Linked DNA regions of Homo sapiens: all the other regions are linked to region 1. The links are chromatin loops, found by intact Hi-C in ENCODE. Cell type or tissue: Calu3. All regions are shown on one strand. Each heading gives the region's core, and the rest is flanking DNA. Links, peaks and the distances in the headings are about the cores only. Region 1 has its middle 28 kb from the start of LINC02460. Region 2 overlaps SUDS3 (SIN3A corepressor complex component SDS3). Region 3 has its middle 59 kb from the start of SUDS3. Region 4 has its middle 120 kb from the start of SUDS3.

What was found. A loop is a pair of places that touch in the nucleus more often than their neighbours do. Peaks named below come from ENCODE experiments on the same cell type or tissue, not always from the same donor. Only the 100,000 strongest peaks of a DNase experiment are listed, where the experiment ranks them.
Region 2: it touches region 1 in a loop (8-fold over the local background); 24 of 110 quality-filtered maps call a loop at or near these places.
Region 3: a loop joins it to region 1, with 2.3 times the contacts of the local background. A loop is called at or near these places in 24 of 110 quality-filtered maps.
Region 4: a loop joins it to region 1, with 10 times the contacts of the local background. A loop is called at or near these places in 2 of 110 quality-filtered maps.

What each region holds. Positions count from the first base shown.
Region 1 is chr12:118,619,944-118,626,258 of GRCh38, forward strand. No RefSeq gene overlaps it. Among named protein-coding and RNA genes, the nearest start is that of LINC02460, 28 kb to the right of the region's middle. In Calu3, for the core only: no CTCF peak of the experiment used is centred there; a DNase peak (open chromatin) is centred at 2,878.
Region 2 is chr12:118,401,858-118,408,172 of GRCh38, forward strand. It overlaps SUDS3 (SIN3A corepressor complex component SDS3), which reads left to right. Exons shown (of 12, transcript NM_022491.3): 9 at 126-147; 10 at 1,555-1,660. Among named protein-coding and RNA genes, the nearest start is that of SUDS3, 28 kb to the left of the region's middle. RefSeq lists an enhancer at 3,141-3,190. In Calu3, for the core only: CTCF peaks have their summits at 3,226 (motif pointing right) and 3,438; a DNase peak (open chromatin) is centred at 3,244.
Region 3 is chr12:118,432,773-118,439,087 of GRCh38, forward strand. No RefSeq gene overlaps it. Among named protein-coding and RNA genes, the nearest start is that of SUDS3, 59 kb to the left of the region's middle. In Calu3, for the core only: no CTCF peak of the experiment used is centred there; a DNase peak (open chromatin) is centred at 3,439.
Region 4 is chr12:118,495,788-118,502,102 of GRCh38, forward strand. No RefSeq gene overlaps it. Among named protein-coding and RNA genes, the nearest start is that of SUDS3, 120 kb to the left of the region's middle. In Calu3, for the core only: no CTCF peak of the experiment used is centred there; a DNase peak (open chromatin) is centred at 2,614.

The DNA of each region.
Region 1 (6,315 bases), core at 637-5,636:
AAACTGAGAGAGGAAGAAATTGCCATCTTCTTTTCAGTTCACCATCATTGTAATTAAAGTTATTTAAATAACCATCAGTTGAATGTCTCCTCCCTTTCCAGGCAGGCTCCATGAGGTCAGGAATTATGTCTATTTTGGTCTGATGGGTATGCCCAGCCTAGCATACAGCATCACACAAAGTGGAGCATCAATAAATACTGAATGCATGAATTGACCAGGACATGAATCCTCCACCTGTAAATCTTTGCAGGGCTCCATAAACACTGACCCCACACATAATCCTAGGAGAGATACCACAAGGCCAGCTGGGTCAAAAATGTCTTCATCACTGGCCTGCCTGAAATGATGCCTTGAGAGTCACTTTTTGGGTTTTAAGTAGAGGTTACGAGGGGGTAGCCTGTACCCCAAATCCAGTTCATCAGTACATTTTGTCTGTTCTGTATTGTGTTTTAGAAGTTTGAATTTATTGCCAACATTTAAAACTTGGGACACTTCATGTAAAAAGCCATATTTTCTGCTTCTATTGAAAAATCAGTTCTCTTGGCAACTCTGGACTTGATTCTGACATGGCAAGAGTTGTCTGGAGTTGACTAGCAGTTCCCTCACTTAGGACATGCCCTCCAGTTCCCCCTAAAGCCCTGTCAGGTCTACTCCAGCCCACATTTATGTTACCAGCCTGGTTCTTGAGTTTGCAACCCTTTCTATTATCTCTTAGTTCACCCATTCAATCATTCATTCATTCAACAGATACTTAGGTGTTTATGAAAATGAGGGATCCGAAAAACATTACACATGCCTCCTAATCTCAAGGAGTTTATAGGGTGGTTGAGTAATAAGAGACATACACATAGAGTCAAACCTTAAAAAAAGTAATCAGTTGATAACAAAGTTCAACTGTAGTGGGTTAAATAGTGTCCTCCCCAAATTTACATCCACCCGATCCTCAGAACGTGACGTTATTTGGAAATAGGGTCTTTGCAGATATAATTAGTTAAGATGAGTTCATACTGGATTAGGGTGGGCCGTAAATCCAACGAGTGGTGTCCTTATAAGATGAGTAGAGAACAGACAGAGACACACAGAGAAAAGGGTCATCTGAAGGTGGAGGCAGAGATTGGAGTGATGCTTCCACAAACCAAGGAACACTTAGGGACAGCAGAAGCTAGAAGAGTCATGGAAGTCTTCTTCTCTAAAATCTTCAGAGGGATCATGGCCCTGTGAACACCTTGATTTCAAAATTCTCCCCTCCAGAATGATGACAGAACAAATTTTGGTTGCTTTAAGCCATCGAGTTTGTGTTATTTGGTTATGGCAGTGCTAGGAAATTAATACACCAATAATATAAAAATATAAGAAAATGTTATTTACATATATAAGATTAGATATTTAAAAAGAGGGGCTGGGCCTGGTGGCTCATGTCTGTAATCCCAGCACTTTGGGAGGCCGAAGTGGGCAGATAACCTGAGGTCAGGAGTTTGAGACCAGCCTGACCAACATGGAGAAACCCCGTCTCTACTAAAAATACAAAACTAGCCAGGCGTGGTGGTGCATGCCTGTAATCCCAGCTACTCGGGAGACTGAGGAAGGAGAATCGCTTGAACCCGGGAGGTGAGGTTGCAGTGAGCTGAGATTGCGCCATTGCACTCCAGCCTGGGCAACAAGAGCGAAACTCTGTCTCGAAAAAAAAAGAGGTGGTTGAAGTTATGTTTCAACTCTTCGTGGAAGGGGTGAGATCTGAACAGAGTCTTCAAAAACCAGTAACAAGGAGAAAAAGAACGAATCAGCCCCCAAGACTACATTGCAGTCACGAGTATAAGTATTGGGGTCAGACGGGTCTGGACACCAATCCAGCTGTGTAATCTTAGGCAAGTCAGTGAATATCTTCAAGCCTTCCTTTCCTCATCTGTAAAATGGGAACAGTAATATCATGCCTGTTTGTAATGAGGATTAAATAAAGTATGTACAGCATTTAATACCGTGCTGGCAATTAATACATGCTCAATATATGGGATATTATTATTATTTTGAAAGGATGTACGGATGACAGGCCCCATTAGAAACAAATATATGATAAAGCATGCCACTTAATAATACTTCACATCTCCACAGCATTTATGCTGGAGTCTCCACTTGCCCCTCTAGATTCACTTTCTCTTTCTCCTTCCCACTCTGTTCCTTGGAAGGCTAAACTGTACAGACAGCATCAACCAAGGTCCCTTGCCCTCTGGCTTCTTGCTGAATTCAGCCAATAAGGAGGCGAGTGGCAGGGGATTCAAGGAAAGGAGGAGAGAAGGATCAGTCATTCTCTCTACCTGTTGCCAACTTCATTCTTGTGTATTAAGCATGTCTTTTTATTCTGATACATCAACATCTTGGGGCCTTGCTGACCCTAAACAGAATGCCCGTCCCAGGGTTGGGCAATTCCTATAGAGAGCAAACAGCTCACTCCAGGAGTGCAACTTCCATACGCAAATCAACTGATAGAAGCCCACCCCTACATCTTTCCATATGCAAATCAACTGATAGAAGCCCATCCCCTACACATTTGCATATGCAAATCAACTGATAGAAGCCCATCCCCTACATATTTCCATATGCAAATCAACTGATAGAAGCCCATTCCCTTACACATTTCCCATATCAGCCTCCCACACTCTGGGCCACTACCCACCTGCCCTAATCACCCCAGAGCCCGGTACCAGAGAACTAGAGACAGCCTATATGCCCCAGAGCCTACTGAAATTATTCAAATGAGCTAATATTACACCTGCTTACCCTGCCTCACCTATTTCTTCCCTCAGAAATCACAATAAAGGCTCTTACTTTTTCTTCCTGCTCCCTCTGCCTCTTGACCGACCATGTTGACCACGGTGCTGCCCCCATGTGGCCCTGCAAGGCTTGGGAAGCTCCCTCCACTTGGGATCTGTGGGTAACAAAGATCTTTTTTTTTTTTTTTGAGACAGAATCTCGCTCTGTCACCAAGGCTGGAGTGCAGTGGCGCATCTCGGCTCACTTCAACCTCCACCTCCTGGGTTCAAGCAATTCTCCTGCCTCAGCCTCCTGAGTAGCTGGGACTACAGGTGCGTGCCACCACGCCCAGCTAATTTTTGTATTTTTAGTACAGACAGGGTTTCACCATGTTGGGCAGAATGGTCTTGATCTCTTCACCTCGTGATCTGCCTGCCTTGGCTTCCCAAAGTGCTAGGATTACAGACGTGAGCCACTGCACCCGGCCAACAAACGATCTTTCTAATGGCAGTTGGTCTTCACCATCCCTGAATATAATAAAACCTACATTTTAAAACACCCTGCTGGGCTGGGGTTTGATAATGGCCATATTCTTCCACCTGTGGCCGCAGCTTCTGTTATACGCTCTTGTGAGGTTCTGGTCTCACACTCTTCCCCCTCAACCCTTAGTGCTTTCCTGGTGGTAACAGCTTTCTCTGCTACTGTTAGTCTCTGAGGGGCTCTCTATCAATCATTCCCCTACCTCTATAAATAGTCCTTTCATTAAATATTCTTCGTATAACTCTTTGAGTATGCCAACCAGGGCCATGAGTGATAAGCACTTTCCACAGCATTCTCACATCCTTCATATCTGAGATTTATAATCTTTGTGAATTGGGCAGGATCACTCTCATTTTGCCAGTGGGAAAACACATATTCTGAGGGGTTAAACCAACCTGCTCAAAGTCCATGTTTCACCCCCATATCCGGTACTCTTTCCAACTTGTCCCACTCACTGGGTCTGTCTTGTTCACTATTGTATATCCAACTGCAGTGCCTGGCATGGACTTGTTGCTCAATTAGCATTTCTTGGACAGAATAAAACAAACGACCAGAGAGCAAGATCTTGAAGGAATAGGATGGAAGATGAGGAAAGTCTTTCTTCACATAGGGAGTCTAGGATTACCTTCAGTACAACGCGTAGAATATAGTAGGTGCTCAGTAAATACTTGTTAAATATTGAATGAATCAATGGGACTTTGGAGGTGGCCTTTCTGGGGCACCACAGCAATGCTCTGTGAGCATTGGGTGCTTGATGTGGAGTGTCCAGAAGGAAACTGCCAGATATAAGCCCCATTTGCTTCCCAGTCTGACCAGACCTTATTCTACCTTTTCTATTCCACCACTGTCCAGAACAGGGAACTTGACCAAATTAAATCATGCTAGCTTTATCCCTACCTGGTGTTCTGCCCACTCCCTGCCACCTATGCCATGGGTATGATAGATATTGGTTTGCAGAGGTTAAAAAGCTGGATATGAGCAAGGCTGGCAGCTGAGGGCTAACAGGGCTGAGGTCTTCGGCATTTGAGCTTCTCCATGGGATCTGCATTCCTCTGGGGGCAACTCTGTGGGTCACACAGGACTCTATTAACAGAAATTTTCCAAAGAATGGGAAAGAGTGATGGAGGAATGGGTGTTAACCTCATCTCATTATTTACTTTGGTTATAAAATGGGTCTTTGTAAGGTAACATACATTGGGGGCCTTCTCGCAGTGCTGCTTGGTGACACTCCATATTTTGTTGAGCAGATACTCCCTTGGTACCTCTGCCTGATTAATGACACCTTCAACTTGGCTCTGTATGCCTTTCATGTCTCCCTGGGTCTCCTGCAGAGCTGCCTGGCTGGCTTCTCACCATGATGATAGCGGACAGAGTGACTTTATTGCAAATTTCAAGGTCACCTCCTCTTTGTTACCCTTCCCCCACATACACACATATACCACTGAGACTGGTTCACTTGAAGCAGTCTTGAGGTTCAGGCTGCTGGCTGAAAACTCCAAGACCCCTCAAGAAAAACCCTGCACACCAGCTTCTAAAGATACGCAAATCTTCTGAGAGAATTAGCATTGGCTCTAAGAACAAAGTCTAGGGATGGTGTGAGAGAAAGATGGGATTGGATTCCCAGGCAGCAGAATAGGATGATTAAGAGCATGGAATCAGATGTGTCTGGGTTTGCTCTTCCTAAGTACATCACCTGAGTCTCTAAGCCTTAAGGTTTTCACTTGGTGAATGGGGATAATAGTACCAAGTCATAAGTTTACATTGAAAGGTGACTGAGATGAAGCATGTGCAGTACTTTGCATGTAGTAGCTGCTCAATAAATATTAGCTCTATTACTGTTACTCATAAAATAATAATTAGGCCATTTCCCCAAACATCAGACCAGGTAAAGCAAGCTGTTACTACAATATGGGAGAAAGGGCTTGAAAACAGACACAGTACTGAGAATGCTATCCTTGGCCCACGGTCTTGGAAAAGTTATCCCTAGCAACAAGGCAGGAGGCTGTACAAGGAGTCAGAGACTTGAGATGTAGAATCAGGGCTGAAAACAGAAACCTCCTGAGGTTTTAATACAAAAGGAAGTTAATACAGGGGGTAGGTTACACAGATGCGCAAACAATGGAGAAGCCAAACTAATGTCATGAGGCAAAACTCAGAGATGGGTAACAGCAGGAAGCTGTTATCTCTTCTAGGCCAGAGGAACAGAGAGGGGATGGTGTGACCAGAGCCTAGGAGCTGAGGTCACTCTTTGGAAGCTGGAACAACAGAGAGCTTTCTGGCAGGAGCTAGAGTTATAGAGGAGACACAGCTGCTACTAGAGATAATGCCTGAGGCAAAGAAGAAGGGAGAAAATGACATTGACTTCTCTCTTACTGTTTCTCCCACCTGGGCTTTCCATTTGCAAAACCCAGCCAAAGCCAGTTAGCAAAGGCTTCTGGGAAACGCAGTTTGCCGAGTTCACCTAATCCTATTATACAGAGGTCATCTATATTCCATTATACAGAGTTGAAGAGAGGGCATGGAGCTGAGGGACAACACGGTCCAGGTTTGGTACAGGGGTTGAAGTAGAGTTGCCAGGTAAAATATAGGTTTCCATGTAAAATTAGAATTTCTGATAGCAAAACAAAATTTAGTGTTAAGTATGTAAAAATTTTATTTCATTCATTGTTTCATTCATTTCATTGTTTATCTGAAATTCTCACTTTGCTGGGTGTCCTGTGCTTTTATGTATTAAATTCGGCAACTTTAGGTTAAAGGCAATATTGGAACCATTGGAGGGTCCCAATTCTCAGGCCAAATTAGGTAGATGACAGGTTAGGAAGAGGAAGGAGAGAAGAATGAAGATACCATGCAGCTCTCATGAGGTCTGACAAATGGATTAATGCTGCCTCAGTTTGTCTTAAAGGGTTTCATTCATTTATTCAGTTGTTTACCTATCCATCCATCCTACATCCACCCATCTATTCATTCCTCCATCCTCCCTCCCTCTTTTCCTCCCTTCCTCTATGGGTTCATCCATTTATTCAT
Region 2 (6,315 bases), core at 904-5,903, 220 kb before region 1:
GCTTTTGTGGTTTTCTGATTTTGTTTGTTAACATGTTACTTGTTAATCATTATGATACCTTTGACACCTGAAGTTGCACCTGAAATGATTTTCTCTAAGATTTTTTGTTGTTGTTCTTCCTACAGCTTAAGTCACCCAAGAGACCAGGTGAGTGCATGATGTGTTGGCATTTGTGCAACCTTTTTATCATGTTGTTGGAAAAGGGTGTGAATACCTGTCAGGAAATGGTTGCAATTTTCAAAAATGAAATGTTCATCATTTGCCTAAGAGTAGTCATCATGAAAACTGAAGGGGACCTTAACTATACCCCTCCCTGATTTCTTTTTTTTTCATAACCCCTGCTTTGTTGTTTTTATTTTTTTCTTAGGATTTATCATAAAAGAGACATTTGATTGATTGATTGATTTCCTTCTGTGTAGGCATCAGGCATAAGATTTAAGTACACATCCATTTTTGAAAATGAAACCAGAAGGATTTTTAAGTATTACTGGCTTTCTAAAGCCAAGTCCTAGGCAGTTCTGCTCCCGTGGCTTTTCGTGGCCTGACTCTGGTAAGGCATTCCAAGGCTGCTCTGACTCGCAGTTCATAGAAGAGACCAACCAGCTCAGTATTCATAGTTGTTCCTTCCGGAACAGCACTTGAGATCATCAGTGCTAGCTGCCAACTAGAATTCTGAATTGGTGACATCTTTTTTTTGTTTAAAGCACCATGATTACTCGATTACTCGATTACTCACACATCCCTCTACTTACTGAGTCTTGTGGAAGAAAACAAGAGTCTTCTTTTTCTAGGTAATATCTTCCTGGGGGCCACTGCGGTCCACAGACATCCTGACCTTCTGAGGCACGATGGGGAGGGGTGAGGGAGTTGTGTGAGTGTAAAGTTAGTAGTTCTTTAAGTGATTCCTTTTTTTTTTTTTTGGATTATGGAGTCTTGCTCTGTCGCCAGGCTGGAGTGCAGTGGCGTGAACTCGGCTCAGTGCAACCTCCGACTCCCAGGTTCAAGTGATTCTCCTGTCTCAGCTTCCCAAGTAGCTAGGACAACAGGCATGTGCCACCACACCCAGCTAACTTTTGTATTTTTACTAGAGATGGGGTTTCACCATGTTGGCCAGGATGGTCTCATCTGTTGACCTCGTGATTCACCTGCCTCAGCCTCCCAAAATGCTGGAATCACAGGTGTGCGCCACCGCACCCTGCTGAAAACGATTGCATTTTTAAGAGATTTTCATAATACTTGCCCTTTGATCACCAGGGCTTTAGTCCTACTCTAAGTGACCTTATGTATTTGCACATTTGACCTTAATCTTCCTGAAACCCAGGTGTCTCTTCCATTTGAGAGGCTAATCTGCCTTGCCTACTTCCCAGGGTTGCTTTGATGATCAAGTTTAGATGGAATATACAAGAGTTTTGCTGAAATCCCATGCATTATCACTGTAAGGGCTCAGTGATGATTATTACCACATTCTGATAGTGTTTCAATTAAAGCATGTTAACTGGTAGACTCGCATGTGTTTGTTACATTCTTAGTCACGTAAGTATTGGTTTCCTCCAGCATCTCCATCCTCTCCTGAGCACTTGCCTGCAACACCCGCGGAATCTCCAGCCCAGAGGTTCGAAGCTCGGATAGAAGATGGCAAACTGTACTATGACAAAAGATGGTATGTTATGGGAAAACCTGGACTAGTAAGAGTCTCATATGAACCACTTGGAAAGAGGGCTGGGGCTATTGTAGTTATTTCAGATCACGGCTGCTGCTAAACTTACATAGTACTAAAAGTAGAAACCCATTAAAAAATGTATTAGCAGTCATTTAATCAATACTTCCGGTGGATCTTTGAAAGCAGCGTTTCCCAAAACCATGTTCTGCTCCCCTTCCTTCTCCATTCTGGTGTCTCTGTACTAGAATTTGCAGGCTGGTATCTTGTGTGGTACCCCTGCCAACTGGGGCTGGGGTGTATGTCCCCCCTCTGACCCCTCTTACCTCTGCTCCTGTGTGCTAAGGTTAATAGGTGCTCTTCGGATTAAAGGATTTTGTGGTCAAATCAGTTTGGGGGATGATCATGTTAATTAAGATAAGTGGGTTGCTCCCTTGTAGTACCCTTTGGGTCCTGCGATATGCTAATGTACACTGTGAATTTCTAAGATGTTATTAGATGTTTTTTGATGACACATACCCTTTTTTCTTACATGATCCAGCTGCAAAAGTGGTCAAGGACACTTGCTTGGGGGAACTGTATCCTAAAACATTCCTAGTTTGTTTTTTGTTTTTTGAGACGGAGTCTTGCTCTGTCGCCAGGCTGGAGTGCAGTGGCGTAATCTCGGCTCACTGCAACCTCCGCCTTCCAGGTTCAAGCGATTCTCCTGCCTCAGCCTCCCGAGTAGCTGGGATTGCAGGCACCCGCCACCATGCCCAGCTAGTTTTTGTATTTTTAGTAGACACGAGGTTTCGCCATGTTGGCCAGGTTGGTCTCGAACTCCTGACCTCACATGATATTACTGCCTTGGCCTCCCAAAGTGCTGGGATTACAGGCATGAGCCACTGTGTCCTGCATTCCTGGTTTACATTGAAGACTCTTTGAAACGTTCAGACCGCCTAGCATTTTTCATTGGAAAGGTAATGGCAAAACAGTATGAAAGAACCTTAAAAGCTCATACTTTTGTTCATTCAACAAACATTTCTTCTGTTCTGTATTACGCTTTCTGCTAGATATGAAATGGATACTGCCATCATTTCTCAGGTCTTTTCATTCTGATATATTTCTTTTTATTCTTTATCCATATGCAGGCATAGTCTATTCATTCTAAGGCATAGTGGACATACGGTTTGCTTTGCCTTTCTGTTTGGTTATATTGAGAATGTTTTTCTGGGTTACTGTAAGGTGTCTCATTATCATTTATAATGGCTATATAATGACCCTTTGAGTTTCAGTATCTAACCAAAAGTTCCAAAATTGGGGTAATGATTATTTATTTTGAATTCTTAAAAAAACCCAGCATTGTGTTAGGTTGGTTACCCGATAACATTGTACTTGTCAAAAATGCTTAGGGTTCTAGTCATGGCCGAAGTAAATCATTTCCACCTATTAAGTTGCAGTGAGTTAATTGCCCAGTAGATGCTGGAGGCTGGCTTTATCTCTAAGGCTGATCTTGATGACTTCTTCCCCTCTGAGTTGGTGTTCTTTGGCATTCTTCAGAAAGGTCGGTTTGTGTTATATCTTAACATTATGTCTCAGAACACATCGCCACTAGGTGGCAGGCTCTAACAGCTTAACACTGAGAAGGGCAAAATGAGATGAAAAATGTTTCTAATAATGAAAACCAAATAACCTTTAAAGATCAAGCCCACACATAAGAACCATCTTTGAAAATGATGAGATTTATCACTAACATTTTTACAAATCTATGAGTCTTAAAGCCATGTGATATTTCCAGTGATGTTCATTTTGTAATTGTGTTGCTTTGAATCTTCCTCTTTCTAAGCTTAATCCTCAGACTTTACGAGACATGTCTTGAGGGTGAAAATGCAGTAAAATAAAATTCTTGTTTTTTTAAAGAAGAGATCCACAATGTCTGGTGTTTCCTAATGTAAACAAAATGATCAGATTTGATGTGTTAGAACTCCTAAGCATTTTGAAGGAATTTTCACCATCTTTCTTACATTAACAGCAGAAATTTAGAAAATAATGTCACTGGATGCATTTTACTTTTTCAGTGAAATTGAAATTGCTTATTCTCTTGTTAAATATACTTTGAGAATGTTGTTTTTTTTCTCTATTCTGTATACTTTTCATTTTTGGCCTTGGCAGTCAGAGATCATAATGCAGTTGTTGAAGGTGGGTCTCCCTCTTCCCCAATGACAATTGAAAAGTGTTCCTGGGAATACTGGCTGAGGTGTTCACTGGTGCAGTGCCAGCCTCTCCCATCTCACCAGGCTCATGTTTGGCTTTTGTATCAGTTTGGAGGTTTTGTTTTTCTTTCTTTGGCAGACGTGGCCTGTGGCTGAGAGGTCAGCTACATTGCTTTATGCTCTTTCCAGAGGGTATGGAGTATTTTGGTGCAGCCGTATTTTTGGCAGAAGATGTCTTCCTGAGTTTTAAATGACTTCAGCAAAACAAATGGGATTCAGGCATCGCATCTTGGTGTGAATACTTGCCAAGCTCCCTTTCATTTTGAAAGATAAGGATCTTCCCTTTGCCTTGGTCTTATACTGCTTTTAAGGCATTCTATATCATGCTATGTAAATTTGCCTCACATTTTGATTTGGACTAATGATCTCTCAAAAAATACTGTGAAAAAGTAGCTGATATTTGAAAATAACTAATTGATGGTACGGGTGGACTTCTGTTTTTCTCTCCTTGTTTTAAATCTGGGGCTGCCTGTGAGTCAGAAACGAAGCCACCCACTTGCTCAAGAGCATTTTCCCCTTCAGCCTTCGGTCGACACAAAAGACTTAAAACAGTGAATATTTACCAGTAGAATTGGGACTCCTTGAGGTTCTGTAGCTATAACGTGGACTCACTTATTGGGGAAATAAAGTGTTAATACCAGGATTCTCAGTAGGATACAAAATTAAATTAATTTTCCTACCTCCTCGCCCCACTTTTGTGTCCACCTTCTTAAGAAATTGCTTTTCGAAAATAGTACAGTAGTGGTAATTTCTAGTTTTGTTCGGTTTAATAGTAGAGGTTCAAAGCTTTAAGAACTTAATTGTAGAGATTCCCAGGTCAGAATTTCCATTAGTTACAAAGTAATAGAGTCAGTTTGACATTTGGGGCTTAGTCTTTGAGGCTATTTAAATATCTTTTTTCAGCAGCTGAGTTGCAGCTTGTAAAACAGGTTAATTGGCCTAAAAAAAAAACGCACATTTTTACTACCCTGTTGATGTTGCTTCGTAGCACATTTTATATCTAAACATATTTTTAAATTTCTTCCCCCCCCTTTGATTTTTCTTTAGAAATTAAAAAGTAAATTCTTATGTTAAGGTTGTCACATACTTCTTGGTTTCATCTTTAACCGCCCCCGCCCCCCCATATGAACACTTCATTTTTTATTTTTTTGAGACAGGGTCTCACTGTCCCCCAGGCTGGCATGCAGTGGTGTGATCATAGCTCACTGGAGCCTTGATCCCCCTGGCTCAAGCGATCTTCCCACTTTGGCCTCCCGAGTAGCTGGGACTACAGTCCTCCATTACCATGCCTGGCTAATGTTTTTTTGATTTTTAGTAGAGATGAGGTCTTGCTATGTTGCCCAGGCTGTCCTCAAACTCCTGAGCTGAAGTGATCCTCCTGCCTCAGCCTCCCAAAGTGCTGGGATTACAGGTATGAGCCCTGAACACTTTAATATCTAAGGACTTATCTTTTCAGAGAATTCAAATAATTTAATAGATTTGGTATCTAGGGATAATGGTTCCCCCAAGACATCGTGTAGTGCATGAGGATCCCTTGAAGGTCTCAGAGACTGCGGTTCAGGAGGGACCTGGTGATCAGTTGGTTTGGAAGTTGGCTGCTTTGGGAAGCATGTTGGCCACCTCTACTTTGGAGCAAATAGGGACCAATGGTGGACATTCAGGCCACCACCATTCAGTGATTCCAAAGGAGGCGGATCTGGGAGGTGGCCACATTCCCAAGTTCCAGACCACTTCCCAGAGGTAATAGACCAGCTTGCATTGTTTACTCTGGGTGTTCGCTTTTAAGTCAGTTGAATTTCTTGGGTTTGGGTTCTAAGTACCACTGAAGGAAAATACAATGCATCTCATGAGAATTGTTGGAATAGCCTTCCAGAGTCAGCTGTTTTCTTTAAAAGACCTTTGTGAGGATATGATACATGGATACACATGTAACATGTATATGTGTTATTTTTGGTTTTTTTTTTTTTTTTGAGACAGAGTCTCGCTCTGTCGCCCAGGCTGGAGTGCAGTGGCGCAATCTTGGCTCACTGCAGACTCCGCCTCCCAGGTTCAAGCGATTCTCCTACCTCAGCCTCCTGAGTAGCTGGGACTACAGGCACACGCCAATATGCCTGGCTAATTTTTTGTATTTTATTTATTTATTTATATTTTTTGAGACAGAGTCTCGCACTGTCACCCAGGCTGGAGTGCAGTGGCGCCATCTCAGCTCACTGCAACCTCCGCCTCCCGAGTTCAAGCTGTTCTCTCCCTCAGCCTCCCAAGTAGCTGGGACTACAGGCACCCGCCACCACGCCCAGCTAATTTTTGTATTTTTAGTACAGACGGGGTTTCACCATGTTCGCCAGGATGGCCTCTATCTCCTGACCTCGTGATATACCCGCCTCGGCCTCCCAAAGTGCTGGGATT
Region 3 (6,315 bases), core at 656-5,655, 190 kb before region 1:
GGGGTGGGGGAGATTGAAAAGAATGGATAATTCTGCCAAAATGTCAATTCTTCTGGATATTTGATTTCCTTTATGCCCTTTTTTGGTTTGTTGACTGCCTATTTTCAAAGACTGGTGGTGCAGGGGTTTATTTCTTCTTCCTGAAAGCTACAACGCATTTGCTGTTTGCTTTCTACACTGCTATTATTAACAATGCCTGACCATCGTGAGTGGTCAGTAATGCTCAAAGAATGCATGCCTGCTTTCCTATGGTAATAGTTACAGTTGCTCATCTCAGTCACAAAGAGCATGGTCCTGATGGGAAAGGAGTAGAGTGTTTGATCCCTTTCTGGAAAGTGTGTTTTGTTTGGGTTCTCTGAAGTAGGCTGCATCTACTTCCCTGACAGTTTCCCAAAACCGTCAGCTTTGTTTATAAGCAGGATGAGTGAAATAAGAGAATCAGGTCTGGCATCCCCCCATAATACTCTCAAGACACACACACACATACACACACACACACACACTGCAATTTGAAGTGTACTTCCCACAAAACACACAGCTCATGTTAGGCACCAGTCATTCCTTGAGTCTAGGACTTTGCCCAGGCTTTACATTTCACAACCGTCCTTTGGCAGCAAAGCAAACAGCAGTTGGATCTTGTGGGGCCAAGCAGAAATCTCCTTCCCCAACCGTACCATTCCATATTAATATCATTTCTCCTTTGAACTCTTAGCACTTGCTCTCTGTACTACTCATTTGAGAGGTAATTATGCACATCTCTTGTTCTGTTATTTAAATCTGGTATTTAACCTCTTCTCTGTTAGTGTCTTTATCTCCCTACAGGATCATAGCAAATTGAATATAAAGAAAGGTAGATATTAACATGATTTCCTGTACGTAGTAAATCTGTTCCTTAGTTTAGGTTACCCTAAAAAGTATGCCTCAAGACAAGGTTTGGGTTATATTAATTGATTTGGGGGGTGATCCCACGTAAGTTGGTGAGGAAGTAGGAAAGTGAGACAGGGAAAGGAAGGACAGAAAAGGATGTGACAAAGTGAGTTACCTCCTGTGTGCAACGGGGCACAGTTCTGTGGGGGACCCTTTCAGACAGCTCTATCCAACAGAAATACAGTCATGCACCGCTTCATGATGGTACAGTATGAGAAATGCATTGTTAGGTTGGGAGCAGGGGCTCACACCTGTAATCCCAGCACTTTGGGAGGCAGAGATGGGTAGATCATTTGAGGTCAGGAATTTGAGACCAGGCTGACCAACATAGTGAAACCCCTACTAAAAATACAAAAAAATTAGCTGGGTATGGTGGCGCACGCCTGTAATCTCAGCTACTGGGGAGGCTGAGTCAGGAGAATCACTCGTACCTGGGAGGTGAAGGTTGCAGTGAGCCAGGATTGTGCCACTGCACTCCAGCGTGGGTGACAGAGTGAGACTCTGTCTCAAAAAATAATAATAATTTTAAAAATGCATTGTTAGACGATTTTGTCATTGCATGAACATCATTGCACTCACAAACATAGAGGGTTCAGCCTACTACACACCTAAGCTATATGAAGTAGCCTCTTGCTCCTAGGCTACAAACCTGTACAGCATGTTACCATACTGATCACTGTAGGCAATTATAATGGTAAAGATTTATATATCTAAACTTACAAAAAGTACGGTAAAGATACAGTATCATAACCTTATGGAAGCACTGTTGTATATGCAGGCTGTCGGTATATTATGTTGTTATGCAGTGTATGACTATAGAATGCAAGCCACAAATGCAAGCCACATGTGTAATTCTAAATTTTTCTTTTTCTTTTCTTTTTTTTGAGACGGAGTTTCGCTCTTGTTGCCAAGGCTGGAGTGCAATGGTGCGATCTCAGCTCACTGCAACCTCTGCCTCTCGGGTTCAAGCAATTCTCCTGGCTCAGCCTCCCAAGTAGCTGGGATTACAGGCACCCACCACCACGCCCAGCTAATTTTTGTATTTTTAGTAGAGATGGGGTTTCACCATGTTGGCCAGGCTGTTCTTGAACGCCTGACCTCAAGTGATCCGCCCGTCTCAGCCTCCCAAAGTCCTGGGATTGCAGGCGTGAACCACTGCACCCAGCCTACTTCTAAACTTTGTAGTGGCCACATTTAAAAAGTAAAATGAAATAGATGAAATTATATATTTTATTTAGCCTAATATATCCAAAACATCACTTCAGCATGTAATCAATATAAAAATTATAAATGAGATATTTTACATTTCTTTTTCATACCAAGTCTCTGAGATCTGGTGTATTTTTATTTTATTCTTGTCAATTTGGACTAGGCACATTTCAAGTGCTCAATAGTCCCTTGTGGCTAGTGACAACTCTGTGGAACAGAACAGCTCTAAGGGACACTAGAAAAATAGCACAGAGTTGTCTCAGAATGGGGAATGTATTTATTGGCCAATACCCGTTCATAATTGGTTGAGTGTCACTCTTGGGAACGTTATCTCCTGGGCACTTCTAGTTCACCCTGTGGCAGAAAACATCCTCAGGTAGAGAGACACAAGAGGCCATAACCATGGACAGGAAATGTCTACAGGTGACCTGGTGTATTAGTCCATTTTCATGCTGCTGATAAAGACATACCTGAGACTGGGTAATTTATAAAGAAAAAGATTTAATGGACTCACAGTTCCACATGGCTGGGGAGGCCTCACAATCATGGCACAAGGTGAAAGGCAGGTCTTACATGGCGGCAGGCAAGAGAGAATGAGAGCCAAGCAAAAGGGGAAACCCCTTATAAAACCATCAGATCTCATGAGACTTATTCACTATCACAAGAACATTAGGGGGGAGACCACCCCATGATTCAGTTATCTCCCACTGGGTCCCTCCTACAACGCAACATGTCAGAATTATGGGAGCTACAATTCAAGATGAGATTTGGGTGGGAACACAACCAAACAAACCATATCACCTGGGATATGGGCAGAGCTCCTACAGTTTCTGCTGTAATCCTTTATAATCTTTTTTTTTTTTCTTTTTGAGATGGAGTCTCGCTGTTGCCGAGGCTGGAGTGCAGTGGCACGATCTCAGCTCATGGCAACCTCTGCCTCCCGGATTCAAGTGATTCTTGTGCCTCAGACTCCTGAGAAGACAGGAAGCCGAGATTACATGTGTCCACCACCACACCCAGCTAATTTTTGTATGTTTAATAGAGATAGGGGATGGCCTTGTTGGCCAGGCTGGTCTCAAACTTCTGACCTTAGGTGATCTACCCAGCTTGGCCTCCCAAACTGCTGGGATTACAGGCATGAGCAACGGCACCTGACTTCTGCTATAATCTTAAATACTTATGTGTTGGTTGATTGAAAAACTTCTGGATTCCTGCCATGGCAGCCTTTTCACCTTAGTTTTGGACTCAGCATTAAAGACTGCCATACATGGTTGTGCGGGCTGAGCACTATGTAACTCTAGGGGGCACCACTCACCTAGGTTTCTTAGACTGCCATATGCATGGCACCCCTAAAGTTACACAGTGCCCGACCTTCACAACTCCTCTTACCCTTCGACTATTACAAAGCTCATCACTTTGGGGAAAGAGTAAAGGATTGATAGAACAGACATATACACTTGGGCTTAGCTACAATATTCTGTCTTTTAAGGGTCACTAAACATTTTAAGCACCTGCCACCATTTCCCTGCAAAGCCAGCATCATGAGTAATCAGCAGAAGCCAGCACCTCCAGGCCCCGCAATCACTCTGAAGGAGTCAGCTTCACGCCCGCTGCTAATTTTAGCTTGCAATCTACGAAGGGTATCAACGAGTCTTTTTGCCAAGCACTCTTACAGACATGGCTTGAAAGTGTCTCTCCCAGTCTGGAGCCAGGATCTAGGTGAAAGCAGTATATGTGATCCAGAGCATTCTGCCCAATGGGAGCCTTCCCCATTGCCCCTGCCTGAGCCCCTCTATCTCTACTCAGCTTTCTTACCACGGTCACCAACAAGGTGTCTGGGCTGTGAGAGTCAGTGAATTCTGGATGCCCAAGTTCAGTCATGCAGTCACAAAGGGGCTCTGAGTTGACTTCACTCTGGTTTCATTTATTCTTCTGTGGTGGGTGACAAGTCATGCAAGTAAAATCAAATTGGTGTGATTGATAGCATCTAGAAAAAAAATTCAGAGCAGTTTGTGGAAAGGAAGTCATAGAATTAATTGAATACAGAATTGGAAAGCAACTCAGAAATCATCCCAAGCATTTCCTGTTCCAGATGATGAGTTGAAGAATCAGAGGTCAAGAAGCTCACTGAGGGCCATATAGTGGGTTAGTGGGAGAGGACCAGCGTCCTCTATGGAAGAGACTATGTCTGCCTCCCCAGTGCATTATATCTGGCACATAGTTAGCATTCAACAAATGTTTATGGAATGAGTTTATGCATTTTTATAACATTCAGGTTACCAAGAGGCCAAAACTATATAGTTTTTTTCCTGTATCATGTCGTGAGCATTTGTTGTTTTTGCAAATCCAGCATCTATTACCCTTCCTGCTTATAGTGCATCCCTCTCCTGCACTAGGGGGAGGAAGCATATGATCCAATTACAGCCAGTCAGAGCATTTCATTGCCCTAGTCATGGTGATTTGTTCAATGATTGACATGCGATTCAAGTCAGACTGGTCAAAGCCAATGAGACTCAGTTCTTGGGACTTTTGGGTCGTGTTATCAACAACAGAGCTAGCCTGAGAATGAAGCCGATACAGAGGAAAGCAGAACTAAGGGCTAGAAAGATCAAGGGCAAGTTTGGGTGATGGCATCCGACCCCAATATCCATGTGTATCTGAAGCCAGTGTCTATCCCTGAAATTTTTAGTTATGTGAGCGGATAATGTCCTCTCTTAATAAAAAACCAATTAGGAATTTATCATTTGCATCTGAAATCAAATACCAGCTAGCTTGGAAGCACCATTGAAAAAACCTTCAGGTTAGTTTGGTTCTTTCAACATCTCCTGTCATTTGGATGTTCACTGTTCCATAAGCTCAGGGGAAATGGTCCCTCTGTAGCCTGAGGGGGTAAACTTTGATTAGCCTAAACCTAATGTCGCAATTTTATTCTCTTTATCAGTGATTGCTTTACACATGAACATGTGATGCAAATCTTGTGAATGAGACCGAGATGAAAGGTGCTGCATAGGTTCTGGAATAGGTTTTCTTCTTCCTACTCAAGAGGAAAAACTGCCCTTTTCTGCCTTTGTATATGGCTTTATGACGATGTGATACCTGGATCTGCAGGAATCAGTTTGAGACCATGAGGAGTCAAGTTTGAGGCTAAGAGCCAGCATTCCTGGGTGGTAAAGCCGAGAGATGGAAAAGCCTGCATCTTTGATGGCATCACTGAGCTGCTAAACTTCCATGATTTCTGGGCTTTAAAAAATTTGAGGTGCCATGATTTTTTAGTCAGTTTTAATTTGGGATTCTATTACTTGCAAATTTCCTCTGGAATCTTGTGACTCTGTTGTGTCTAGTTTGAAGACCAGCCTCTAGGCTAACTTTTTAACTATAAAACCTTTTTTTTTTTTTTTTTTTGGCTGGGCACAGTGGCTTGCAACTGTAATCCCAGCACTTTGGGAGGCTAAGATGGGTAGATCCCTTGATCCCAGAAGTTCGGAACCAGCTTGGGCAACATGGCAAAAACCCTTCTCTACAAAATGTACAAAAATTAGCTGGGCATGATGGCACATCCCTGTAGTCCCAGCTACTCGGGAGGCTGAGGTGAGAGGATGGCTTGAGCCCAGAAAGTGGAGGCTGCAGTGAGCTGTGATCGTGCCACTGCACTCCAGCCTGGGTGACAGAGAGGGACCCTGTCTTAAACAAAAAACAAGCAAAAAAATGTTTTTTAACCTTGGCGCTATTGATATGCCCAAGAAATATGCCCACCATAATTCTTTGTGGTGGGAGGCTGTCACATGCATGTAGAAATTTAGAAGCATCCCTGGCCTCTACCCACTTGATGCCAGTAGCTCCCTGCCCCCAACTGTGAAAACTAAAAATGCCTCCAGACATTGCAAATATCCCCTGGGTTGGGGCATGGGGGCAAAATTGTCCCTAGTTGAAAACCACTAAACTAGAATTACTTACTTCCCAACTATTTTAGAAAAATAAGTTTACTATATTGTGATGGTTAATTTTATGCGTTAAGTGGACAAAAGGAGGAGCAGATAGTTGCCAAACATTATTTCTGTGTATGTCTGTAAGGGTGTTTCTAGAAGAGATTAGCATTTGAATCCGTAGACCAAGTAAAGAAGATTGTCCTCCCAATGTGGGTGAGCATTGTCTAATCCATCGAGGGTGCAAATAAACAAA
Region 4 (6,315 bases), core at 493-5,492, 120 kb before region 1:
AGCAGTTTAATCTCACAACAACCCTATGAGGTGGGTATGATCATTTCCCCCCACTTCAGCTGTGGATGCTGAGGCACAATCCCTCACTGTCTTCTAGGAAATGTCCAAACTCCTTATTCAGGCTTTTCGTGATTTGCTTCTGCGTGTCTCTCTGGCCTTATGTCTTGCTGACCTCCCTGTCTGCTGCCTTTTTACCCCTGTTTTTCTTTTTCTTTCTTTCTTTTTTTTTTTTAGGTGGAGTCTTGCTCTGTTGCCTAGGCTGGAGAGCAGTGGCGTGATCTCGGCTCACTGCAACCTCTGCCTTGTGGGTTCAAGAAATTCTCCTGCCTCAGCCTCCCATGTAGCTGGGATTACATGGGTGTGCCACCATGCCTGGCTAATTTTTTGTATTTTTAGTTTCACCATATTGGTCAGGCTGGTCTCGAACTCCTGACCTCAAATGATCTGCTCACCTCAGTCTCCCAAAGTGCTGGGATTAACGCATGAGCCACTACATGGGGATTTAACCTCCATTTTTCTTTTCTTTTTTCTTTTTCTTTCTTTCTTTCTTCCATTTTTTTTTTTTTTTTTTTTTGAGACGGAGTCTCATTCTGTTGCCCAGCCTGGAGTGTAGTGGCACGATCTTGGCTCACTGTGACTTCCACTTCCCAGGTTCAAGTGATTCTCCCACTTCAGCCTCCCAAGTAGCTGAGATTACAGGCGCCCGCCACCACACCTGGCAAATTTTTGTATTTTTAGTAGAAATGGGGTTTCACCATGTTGGCCAGGCTGGTCTTGAAGTCTTGACCTCATGTAATCCGCCTGCCTCAGCCTCCCAAAGTGCTGGGATTACAGGCGTGAGCCACTGGGCCCGGCTGAAAAATGATTTTAACTGTTAACAAGTTTTGCTTTATATTCACCTTTTGAGACCATCAAGAGAGAACATCCATTCAACCAGAGAATCAGAAGCTAAGTAAAAGTAAAAAAAAAAAAAAAAAGGCCAGGTGCGGTGGCTCACACCTGTAATCCCAGCCTTTGGGAGGCCAGGGCAGGTAGGTCACCTGAAGGCAGGAGTTGGAGACCAGCCTGACCATCATGGTGAAATCCCATCTCTACTAAAAATACAAAAATTAGCCAGGTGTAGTGGCACATGCCTGTAGTCCCAGCTACATGGAGGCTGAGGCAGGAGAATTGCTTGAGCCCCAGAGGTGGAGGTTGCAGTGAGCCAAGATCATGCCACTACACTCCAGCCTGGGCAACAGAGCAAGATTCTGTCTCAAAAAAAAAAAAAAAAAAAAGGAAGAGAGAATCCTGGTGGCCCAGGTGAAAAGGGAAACATGATAAAAATAGTTATGTATCTGGTTAGCTAACATGGAGCACTAGGTGGGAAGAGTCAAGTAGTAAGGCAAGCTGGGTCCTGTTGTTCTCTTTCCAAAAGCAAATTTGTCATGGGTTTGATCTTGGTGAAAAGTGATAAGCTAGTTGGCTGGGGAGAAGTTTAAGTTGAAAGGAGATGCGCTTCTCAGGGTTGGTGGATGTCTATCTCTAAGCCAGGCTAAGGATCCTAGAAGGGCCCTAAACTGAATTTAAAACTTGATAGGCCTCCAATCCATCTCCCCACACTGCAGCCAGCTAAGCAGGTGGCTCCCACTGCACCCACAAGAACATGCTCTCTTGGTGAGACATACAAGCCCTGCTTGGTCCAGCCTCTGTTGAGTCCTTAGCCTCATCTCTTACTTCTCCTTACTTCAACTTCCAGCCAGGAGGACCCCTGGGAAACTTGTATTTCCCAGGTTTCCTTTTATTTTTCGAGATGGAATCTTACTCTGTCACCCAGGCTGGAGTGCAGTGGTGCGATCTCAGCTCACTGCAGCCTTCACCTCCTGGGTTCAACCGATCCTCCCGCCTCAGCCTTTTGAATAGCTGGGATTACAGGCACCTGCCACCACACCCAGCAAATTTTTTTTTTTTTTTTTTAGTAGAGACAGGGTTTCACCATGTTGCCCAGGCTGGTCTTGAACTCCTGACCTCAAGTGATCTGCCTGTCTTGGCCTCCCAAAGTGCTGTAATTATAGGCATGAGCCACTGCGCCCAGCTGTTCTATCCTTTGTATGTGCTGATCTCCTGGAACAGCCTCCCTCTTCCATTGCCCCTGCCTCCAGCAATGCCCTTGACCCAGACAACCAGGGCCCCTGTTTGATCTTTGAGCTTCAGATGGCCCCACTCTGGCTCCCCTCTGGCCACACTCTTCCTCACAGGGAGAGGAATCCATGGGTCCAATGGGATCTGCCCATCTGGAATAGGTGCTTCCCTTCCAGATCACACTTAAGGTACCCTGGACCTCCAAATTCTCTGCCCAAACAGCTCTGAGCCCATTTCCAGGGACTGCCCAAACCTCCTCCTTGTGCCTGTCTTCCCAAGGGTGGATGACACCACTTGTGTGTGTACCTGCCAGGCCTTCTGGGGGCCAACAGATGCTTGTTGCTGGCATATGAGCAGAAAACTTGGATGCATGGGCTGGGATCTACACATATATGCAGGGCCTCTCATGGGCAGGAAGGGGAGGCAGAGAGCTGGAACTTCTGTTCATACTGGTATTTGTCAGATAGGGTTGCCATAGCAAAATACCACAGACTGGGCAGCTTAAACAGAAATGAACTTTCACACAGTTCTGGAGGCTAAGATGCAGGTGCTGGCAGAGCTGGATTCTCCTGAGGCTTCTCTCCTTGGCTGGTAGGTGGCTGCCTTCTCACTGCATCCTCACACGGCCTTTCCTCCGTGTGTGCACATCCCCGGGGCCTCTTCTTCCTCTTGTAAGGACACTTGTCCTGTTGAATTAGCCCTCCCATGCCCAGGATCTCATTTAATCTCAATTACCTCCTTCAAGACTCTATCTCAGGCCAGGCACCATGACTCACACCTGTAATCTCAGCAGTATGGGAGGCTGAGGCAAGCGGATTACCTGAGGTCAGGAGTTCAAGACCAGCCTGGTCGACACAGCGAAACCCCATCTCTACTAAAAATACAAAAAAAAAAAAAAAATTAGCCAGGCATGGTGGCACATGCCTATAGTCCCAATAGTCCCAGCTACTCATGAGGCTGAGGTAGGAGAATCTCTTGAACCTGGGAGGCGGAGGTTGCAGTGAGCTGAGATCATGCCAATGCACTCCAGCCTGGGCAACAGAGCGAGACTCCATCTCAAAAAAAAAAAAAAAAAAGAAAAAAAAGAGACTCTATCTCAAAATGCAGTTGCATTGGGCACATGTGAATTTTGGAGAGAGACAATTCAGTGGATAACAGTACTCTTTATCTTTGGGGCCCTGCAAGTGTCAGGGATGTCTTAATTGCTGTGAAGTCCTCAATGTTTAGCCCAGACCCTGGCATACATGGAACATTCCTTAAGTGCTTATGGAATGGGATGGTCTACTGTCTTAAAGAACAACCTCATCGCAATTTAGCCTTGGTGAGGCATTCGCTGACCCCACTGACTGCTTTATCTTCCAGGGCTAGAAGGCCCAAATCAGCAGCATCCTTCCCTGTCTTTCTCCTAGTCCCATCCTAGCCACATAGAATCTTTTCTCTCCTCTCCTCCCCTCCCCTCCCCTCCCCGCTTCCCCTCCTTCCCCTCCCCTCCCTTCCCCTCCCTTCCCCTCCTCTCCTCTCCTCCTCTCTCCTTCCCTTCTCTTCCCTCTCCTTCCTTCCTCTCCTTCTTTTCTTGATGGAATCTTGCTCTGTTGCCCAGGCTGGAGTGCAATGGCGTGATCTCGGCTCACTGCCTCCTCCACCTCCCAGGTTCAATCAGTTCTCCTGCCTCAGCCTCTTGGGTAGCTGGGATTACAGGCGCATGCCATCATGTCTGGCTAATTTTTGTATTTTTAGTAGAGAGGGGTTTTGCCACGTTGGCCAGGCTGGTCTCAAACTCCTGACCTCAGGTGATCCACCCACCTAGGCCTCCCAAAGTGCTGGGATTACAGGTGTGAGCGACCGCGCCCAGCTGAATTTTTTCATTTCTAAGTTGCTAAGTCCTGCCCTTCCTGCCTCCCTGTCTGTGTCCACATTGCTCCCTATGCCTGAAATACCCTCCTTTTCTCCCTCTTGTTCTCCCCTTTTCTGGCTCATACTCATCCTTCAAGGTCAATGCCAGGGAGGTGTCAGTCTCTGTGGGCCAAGCTCTCAACGCCTGTCCTGCACCACGATTCGCACCATACTTTATCATTGGCACTTGTCTCATTTTCTGCTATCCCTCTAGTTCTATAAGCACCCTGAGGGCAGAGATCCTTGATTGCAGAGGGATACCCAACACCTGGGTCAGTGCGTGGCACCTTGCGTGTGATCAGTAATAGAATTCACACACACACACACACACAGAAAGAATGAGTAGAACATACACATTCCAATTCAGGTTCTCAAACAAAAGTTCTATCTGAGCTGAACCAGGTGACCTGAAACCCTATTCTACCCTGTTTTTTGCATAGTGCTAGGCACATAAGCAGTGAGTCTTTGCTGATGAATTAGGAGGATATTTGCATGAAAAAATTCAGTCCAAGGACACAGAGCTAGTAAAAAGCTGTCAGTGTCTTGAGTTCCTCTGGTACTCAGCCTTCAGGCCCAAAACCCTCTGATATCAGTAGGTCCCAACAACAATGCATTTCTATGTATCTCTTAAGTGTGTCATCAACACACAAGCTGCTGCTGTGCTGTGGGAGGCGGGGCGCCATCACTTCTAACGGACGCAGTCTTTGGCAGACGTAAGCTGGATGGCTGCCTGCACAGTGTGGTCTCAGCCACACTGAGAATGTAATATATTCTGGTGGGGACCGGGGGATCACATACTATAGTGTGTTTATACAGAAATTGGGTTTTCCCCCAAAACTCAAATAACTCTAGTTAGTGATATTGCAGATATTGGACGTGAATATAATGTATATAATACTATAGTGTGTAATCGGGATCCAATAGATCAAATTTCTACTGGAGTGTATGCTTTCAGTTCTTTTAGACATATACCAGAAGTGGAATTGTATGTGATCGGGGTCACATACTATAGTATTATATACATTATATTCACTTTTAATATCTGCAATATCACTACCAGAGTTTGAGTTTTGGGGGACAACCAGATTTCCCTATAAACACTATTTCCTTTTCTTTTAAAATTGAGATATAATTCACATATCATAAAAGTCACCCTTTCAAAATTTTTTTATTTTGAGACAGAGTCTTACTTTGTTGCCCAGGCTGGAGTGCAGTGGTGTGATCTCAGCTCACTGCAACCTCTGCCTCCCAGGTTCAAGCAGTTCTCCTGCCTCAGCCTCCAGAGTAGCTGGGACTACAGATGCCCACCACCGCACTCAGCTAATTTTTGTATTTTTAGTAGAGACAGGGTTTCACCATGTTAGTCAGGCTGGTCTTTAACTCCTGACCTCAGATGATCCACCCGCCTTGGCTGCCACTAAGTGCTGGGATTACAGGTGTGAGCCACTGCACCCGACCAAAAGTCACCCTTTTAAAGTGGTTTTTAGAATATTCACAAAGTTGCATAACCATCATCACTACTGTAGAACGTTTTTTGTTACCATTAGAACTGATCTATTAATAAGTGGAAAAAAGCAAGGCACAGAATGGCATGTTCCCATTTGTGTGTGTGTGTGAAAGAATATATAGATGTATATGTTTGAAAAAGCACATAATATACCTCTTTCCTACATTGTTTGTCTTCACCAGTTGTCCCTCTGCTTGGAAATTTCTTCCTACCCTCCCTATTTGTGGAGTTAATTCTCATTCATCTTTAAGACCCATCTCAGAGGCTGAGTATGGTGGCTCATGCCTATAGTCCCAGCAATTTGGAAGGCCAACGTTGGAGCCCAGGAATTCAAGACCAGCCTGGGCAACATAGTGAGACCCTGTCTCTACAAAAAAAATGTAGCTGGGCATGGTGGTATGTGACCATAGTCTCAGCTACTCAGTAGGCTGAGTAGGGAGGATCACTGGAGCCTGGGAGGTCGAGGCTGCATAATCTGTGATCATGCCACTGTACTCTGGCCTGGGCAACAGAGCAAGACCCGGTCTCAAAAAATAAAAGACTCCTCTCAGGTGTCCCCTTATCCAAGAAGCCTTCCTTGATATGTGCCCCTCTTCTCTTGCTTGTTATATTAATAACAATAATGACACCAGCTGACATCGCAGAAGAGGTTTCTTTGTGCCAGGCACTGTGCTGACTGCATCACATACTCATTCTTTACCAGGAATCTAGGAGGGTGGCCCTTTAAATACTTGCATTTCGCAGGTGAGGAAAGCAAAGCTTGGAGAGAGAATGTGATATTTCCAAGTGGCTGT